2 separate regions of the Homo sapiens genome follow, and region 1 is linked to region 2. The links are chromatin contacts, found by Hi-C in ENCODE. All regions are on one chromosome and are shown on one strand. Each heading gives the region's core, a stretch centred on a gene start or an enhancer-like site at or near the end of the contact. The rest is flanking DNA. Distances are from core to core; before and after follow the strand shown.

What was found. Hi-C counts contacts between places; a loop is a spot of excess contacts on that map. Pooled maps may share reads with other maps.
Region 1: a pooled map shows a loop between it and region 2 (3-fold over the local background). The contact joins the promoter of PPP1R1C here to the enhancer-like site in region 2. A Hi-C loop is called at or near these places in 2 of 37 single-sample maps with no recorded cell type and 4 of 50 pooled maps.

The regions. Positions count from the first base shown.
Region 1 is chr2:181,984,579-181,988,431 of GRCh38, forward strand. It overlaps PPP1R1C (protein phosphatase 1 regulatory inhibitor subunit 1C), which reads left to right and starts at 1,275. Exons shown (of 5, transcript NM_001080545.3): 1 at 1,275-1,613; 2 at 3,261-3,321. The coding sequence starts at 1,533.
Region 2 is chr2:181,739,736-181,743,228 of GRCh38, forward strand. No RefSeq gene overlaps it. Among named protein-coding and RNA genes, the nearest start is that of NEUROD1, 61 kb to the left of the region's middle. Within about 2 kb of position 2,243, at least 2 of the 41 ENCODE cell types and tissues checked have a DNase peak (open chromatin) inside an H3K27ac peak, as active enhancers do.

The DNA.
Region 1 (3,853 bases), core at 25-2,524, 240 kb after region 2:
ACATCCACATCTTTGCTTTTTCCCCTAGTGAATATAGAAAACTACTTCAATAATGCATATTCCTTTCTATATTCCTTCAACAGAATGTTGCCTATTTAAATCATTAAGATGGATTCCTAGTACAGAATCAAAATTTAAAAAATAAAAACTTCAATTGTAAATACCTGGAATCATAGTCGATGTCTAAATATATTAAGTACATCCAAAAACATATTTACAAATCTAGTATTCATCACATAATGCCTCTCAAGAAAGCAGAGATCTCAAGCAGTTTCATTTTCACACTTCCTTCATAAAAGTATTCGAATGCATGAAGGCCATCTGGCTATGTTACTACCTCCCCTTTAACATTAACTAATGTGGCAATCAGGCTAGTGTCCCACTGTTCCCTGACCACTAGCCAATATCAACCCTCTGAACATTACCCACTTCATGCTTTTTTCAAGTCCTTATCTTTACATACATTTCTACTGTTGACAACAAGCCATAATGTTGACTACCATTAGGTTTCTACTAATGTTTTCCAGTCATATTCTTCCAAGTCAGAGAATGTAACTGGCTCCACCAGGAAATAAAATAGAGGTCATTGAAGCAGCAGTGACTTCCAAGCTGTTTGCTAAATTTAGCAGCACAATACTTTCCACTCTAATGAAAACTGTGAACTGCAATTTTAGAATGTTGGAACAGGATGGGACTTTAAAGGTCATTGAGTCCAATCCCCTCATTTTTCTGATGGAAGTGTGGAGGCCTAGACGTAGCCAGTAATTTTCTGGAGGCCACAGAGCTTGTTAATTATGAAGATGGAACTCGAACTAAGATCTGCTCAGCCCTGCAGTAATGCTGCCCTCACTACACCACAGATGCTCTGCCTCCTAGGATGAGTTTAAACTAACCAGATCTTATAGCATAAACATAGCTGATATTATTGGTTGTGGCTTACCCTCCATGGCCATTCAACTGTTTCGTGGCTGAATGTGAAATAGCAAAGGTATCTGACTTATAAGTTGCTGAGAGAAATGATTCCATACCTAAACCCTGCCCCCAACTCTAAAAACTTCCTGCTTGATGTTCATCAATAATGAATGGCCCATCCCTGCAATACTCAGAGGGAGCTTACATTGCACTTTTGAGCAGCCGGTTAGTAATGTACAGTGGATAGAGCCTTTCTTTCAAATCCCAGGGCAGTGGGTCCTTCAAGGCTAGCATTGCATTTTCAATTAGCTGCTGAGTGAATGCTTGGCATGTGTATTAGTGAAGAGGCACACAATTAGCGTATTGTTCCTTTCTGTATTGTGCTGAGAGGATCCAAGGGATTGGTGGGGGAACAGGCAAGCCAGGCATCACCGTGGATGTTGAAGAAGGGGGTTACTCAAACCTCGGCATCTTCACTTGCTCGATCTGGAATTACAGCTATTTATTACGAAGCACTCTGTGTGGCTTAGTGGAGTGTGTCTGAGGAAACACATCCCGGACACCACTTAGGGTTAGTCTTTCTGAGCTCTTCACATCTCTGACTAATTATCATCATTACCATGGAGCCCAACAGTCCCAAAAAGATACAGTTTGCCGTGCCTGTATTCCAGAGTCAGATTGCACCTGAAGCAGCAGAGCAGGTATGTGAAATTGCATGGAGAACCATTCCTGTACATAAGGTAATATGAACATGCATTCTGGTTATTAATTGAAAGGTTCTTTACCTTTTGATTTTGCTAACTCTGACTTTCAAGATAATGTAAACAAGAAATAAGTTGGTTTTTACACATACTTGTATTTAAATTGCATTGGGAGAACTATTGTCTAAAATGTAACACTTCATTTGATACAAAATTAGCACCTCTGAGGGGAAAATGGCTCTGTAAGCAATTCAGATATGGATTCATAAATCTGTTCATTTTTGCTCATTAAAATAACAGTTTCAACATTTAGAGCAACTTTTAAAAATTATCAAAATGAGCAACATTTTATTTCATTTTTTATAAAATAAAATGATTGATTTAGCAATAAAATCATTAAATCCTGCAATAGTTTGAGACTATAGGCCTAATACTTTATTTTCATATGTTTTATTATTGTGGACACAAAACAATGATTATAAGTTTATATAATATATTACAGCTAGGATTTGTAGCTTTTTGTACAGTTTTAAAATCGTTTTGTTCAGACATTACAAACAGTGTTTTAACATTTCCTAGATTCTTTGTCCATGTCTAATATTGGTTTACATCTGTATCACCTTTCATATTCAGATTTACTTAGATTCTTGATGCAATGGCATCTCTTAGAACTGCAACTGTGAGGAGGCAAAAGCAAAGAAATTTATGAGGACATCAACCTAATCCATTCATTTCTTAAAACTTAAATTATTCTTGAATCCTTTTCCAAGTATTTGATATAAAGTCTTAAAAATAATTATTTAATCCGTGACTCATAGTGTTTCAGGATGTTTTGAAATCTGAGGTAGATGCACCTAGACTCAGGCCAGATAAATGTATCCTTGAACATGTGTCTATCCATGCTGAATGGGATGTTGCTTCTATCTTGGACAGGATGTCATTGATAAATTTTATTATCTATCCTACTGACACTTACTTTGGGTATTTACCCATAAATGAATATAATAAACAAATAAAGGATATTATATTCAAGGGATTCTGACAATACTATGCTCCTGTAACTCTTAAAATGAAAAAAAAAAACTTTAGAGTTTGTAATAAGTTGCATATTCTCATAAGATCCATATTTATTCTTCATTTGTTTATTTGTTCTAAATATTATACTAGAAAATAAAAAAGTTAACAAAATTAATTGAAATTCAAAGCTTATGCTGTTGATTTAACTCTGGTACCTGCTAGAAATAGGTTTCCAAGCTCTTCCTTATCCTGTTTAAAAATAAGGGTAATGAATCTTGAAAGCACCACCAATGTTATGAGGCTCCAAGCAAGCCACTAACATTATCAGGTCAACCCTGTACCTTCATTGTAAATTAATTTTCTGTTGTATCATTCAGTTGTATATAATTATTTCTTTTCCGTGGAAATGTAGCTTTTTGGTCAAAGAGGGTGATACTTCTATCAGACAGTTCAATTCTGTGGCTTTCTATTATTTCAAAATAAAATTAGTGAGCACCTTCCATGTGTCCTCCAGAAATTTGCTTTTGCATGTGGGGAAAAGATGAGGGTGAGACAGCTTTGCAAGCTGCAGAGTAACCTGGAGCAGTGTCTAATACTCACTGATATTAGCTGGGCTTTTGTCGTTCACAGATCAGGAAAAGAAGACCTACACCAGCATCACTTGTGATTCTCAATGAGCATAACCCCCCAGGTAAAGAAGCATGATGTGTTTCACACTGATGGAACAGAATGGAATTGTTTAAAGAACATCAAAGTACATGTCGTACTGAAAAGTTTCAATTTAGGATTTCACAGTTAGCAATACTCTAGAAAGCTAATCTATAAAATGGATCGTAAACAGAATCAGAAATAAATATTACAGGAATAATCTCAAGCCACAGCCTGTATTTCCTCTAGAATATCATAAGTGATGATATGCTATGAAATATTTTGCTAGCACTGGCTGTCATATGTTCAGGTGTTTGTATGGAACCTGGATTACTGCTTATTAATGAGGCTGGTGGAAAGCTGTTTAATTAGGTTTAAAAGCTCAAATTACAGCCCTAGAGATGCTTATATCTTTACAGAGTAAGTTTTTTATATGGAAAAGGTTGACATGGGGTGGGCAATGACCCAGCGTTGGCTTCAGCTTTGCTGATGACGTCATCTCTGAATAATGCAATTGACAAGTAACCAGATCAATTTTCAGCACTGCCTATTTGAGAGCCATTCTGAATGGCTGA
Region 2 (3,493 bases), core at 993-3,492:
AAAGGTGGGGGAGGACGGAAGGAAGGGAGATACGTGAACAGAGAAGTCATATAGTACATCTTCCATTCCCCAGCCTTATGCTCTGACAATTAAAGCCAATTACCAAGGAGAATTCAGGCAATAATGTTAACTGATGGTGTCCATGTCAATTTGTTCTCTCGAAGCAGCTGAAAAAAAGTGTGAGAATAAATGGACATTTCTGTAAATAATTTTTTTTTTTGCAAATTCTGGCATATTTCTTACAAGTGTTGGAGCTTTAGTATTTGTACTCTCCCATGGGCTAGAATTGAAAATTTCTATTATAATTACTTTCAGCTACTGAAGTCATGTAGGTCCATTTGAGGTATTTGCATAAGTGTATTTTAAGGCAATCTATTTTCTAACATTAAGTAAGTGCTTGACACTTTAATTATAACTCATCAAGAAAGACCATCTATTTACCTGTCTGTTATCAAAATTTCTAAATTATAGATTGAGGAAAAATGTGAATGCCAGCTGTACTTAAAAGAAATAATAATAATTTACTTATGCAAGAAAATTATAGAGTGCATACACTAAGCTACGATGGATAATGCTTTGGTAAACTAATTGGATATATCAGTTATATCATTATTCTAGAACCTATATTTCTAACCACTCATATTAAAATACAACAAATTCCCACTACCTGGATTCTTTACATATACAAAGAAAGGCACAAGTCATAAAAAAAAGAAAAAAAAAGAAACTACCTATAAAAATGACTACTAATAACTAATAACTTATAGCTTAAATGACAACTTAAACTATAATCTATTGCTTTAGCAGAGATATCACTATTATAATTGTTCATTTATACTTGGAATGACCAAAAAAATGTTTTTTTTTAGATGACAAACAGGCACAGTTCTGAAAAATGAAAAACTTTCTGTACCAGCAAAGCTGAGAAGATGAATCCTGAAACATTTAATCAATTTTAAAAAATTTCCTCATAGATCAAAGCAAAGATTACTGCAAAGTTTTATGAATCAACATTGGGTTCATAGCTTAGGTCTAAGAGAGGGGAAAAAATATATCAGGAAACAAACGAACAATAAGTGCAGCCAGTTGTCAGTCTAGAAATATGGCAGATGGTTAAAATCAGAAGTCATATAGTTAACTCAAAGAGCCAAGGTCCAAACCACCAGGCAGAAGTTATGAGAAGAACACCACTGAGTTCCAACCTCCAAACTGGGGATAGAAGCTGAGCAGAGGTGCCTAGTCACAGAACCCAAAAGGTAGTTGTTTTTTGTTTTCTGTGCTTTAAAAATACAACAGAAGACAATGGCTGGCCCTCTCTGGCATGGTCAGTCTACAGCCAAGTATGAGCTGATTGAGTGTTGCACCTGTCCAACAAAATCAGGACGTGTTCTTATTTCCTAGAGGTCATTGTAAGGGACTGTGAGGGTGTAGACAAGTCAGCAGCAATCAGATACACTGAACACTCTTGGACTAACTCACCTTGCCCAGGTGACATTTTTGCATGTTTGTTTATTTCAGGACAGGAGAAAGAGAACCAGAAATTTGAGCTGTTTTGCATGGCAAATGTGGACAATCTTTAGAAAAAAAAATTTCTCGTTATTACTTTTAGTTGGCATTAGGACTGGACTCCAGTTCTCTCCTCAGGAAAGTAGAGTGTTGGGCCTGTTTGGCTCCTTCATTGGAACCAATAGGAGAGAAGCAACAAGTGAAGGGGGAAATGACTTAATTGAATAGTTTGTAACTTTGAAACATGCCATAATCCGTTTCCGTATTCCACAGAGAACGCACTTGATTTTCCTTGATGATTTTCCACTCCTGCCCTGAGCATTTGCAGAGTGTAAATCAGAGACTGAGAGGCACCAGCAGCCCATTCTACTCCTGGGATAATAAAAACACATGCCCTAGAGCTTCAGTTAGTGGGTTCCCAACCCATCAACAAATGGAATTTCTAACATTGCTCCCTAGTGATTGTATTAATGGGATAATTTTCTCTGACAGGATGTATTTTTTCTGAAATTATCTGAAGTTTCCTCTTCCAAACTCTATCTTACTGCCCACTCCCATGATTATCTCCTTGTGCAATGGAAAACAATATCAACCCCCATGTTAGTTTTCTATTTTTAGACCTGGTTTGGTCAGTCTATACAGTAAAATGGTTTATATTTAGCTCCTAAGTTTCTCCTGTTAGTAATTCAGACTCGTCACTCCCTTAGTCATTTTTATTGGCTGGTTGGTTGTCAGTTTCATGATGCTTGACCTAAGAATGAAGACAGTATTTCCAGGGATAGCTCATAAGGGTGGGGTCAGATATTTTTGTCTATAGACTATAATGAATCTATATATACCTTGGAAGCCAGTCTAACTTCTTACCCTTTTTCAACCCATATATTTTTAGCCTCACATGATAAATTCTGAGTTATTTTTATTAATGATATCTTCTCATCTTGGAAAACAGTTCCTATGGTATGTTGTTATCCCTAGAACTTAGCCCATATGCCTGCAACATAGTTAGAACTCAAGATATACTTGATGAATAAATGAATAAATAAATGATTCAAACATTACTGGTAAGAGTTATTTCCAAATTATTTTTTGTCTGGATTTATAAGATTAAATTTTTTTTCTATTTTTCTTTAACATCTTTTAGTGTTTTACTTCAATTGAGGTGTGTTATCAGTTCAACTATTAGAGTACAATCTCATACTCTACAAGCACATATGTCCATGTTTTGCATAAAATTTGTGGGGTCACATGACTTCAATGATCTTTGCCATAGGATTTCTGGCCTGGTAAGTGACTTTAGAAATCATCTGGTCTGATTCCAACATTTTGTAGACTTTAAACCTGACAACTAGGAAAGATTCTACGGGATATAGTTAAATGTTTTCTATTATAATCTTCTCTTTTGTTCACACTTTATTCTTTGTATTTGAAGACCATACCATGTCGTCCGGAATGGTCAACTCTTTCATACCACTCAAACATACATTTTTTTCTTACATTTGAAAATCTAGCTACTGTTTTAAAGGACTTATCTCCATCTGTGTTTCAAATTCAGCAATTTGCAAGCTCTCTGGTGATCCACTGATGATCCCTGAAGTTTCCTAGATCAAAACGGTTAATTCTAGATAGTTAAAAGTTGACCTTTTAGAGTTCTGAGATTCATTGAGGTCCATAATCAGCATCCATCTGAGGTTCTTGCTGTGGTCTCTTTTCTGCATGTAATTATTTTCCTTCGTATGTTTGCCCTTTTGATTATACGTGGAATTTTGAGGTTGGTCGCTTGGTGGCACTGTAGTTAATAGCTTGATTTTCTTGTGTATTTTTCCACTGCCTTCATAGCTTTTGTTTTTAAATTGCAATTATGTGAAATATGTGCGACTTTTAAATTCTGCTGCAGGTGAAATGATTTAATGACTCTTGACTTCTGGATTAATTTTAAGCATTATAAACATTGTGAAAACAGACTCTTGCTAATAATGATCATTATCGT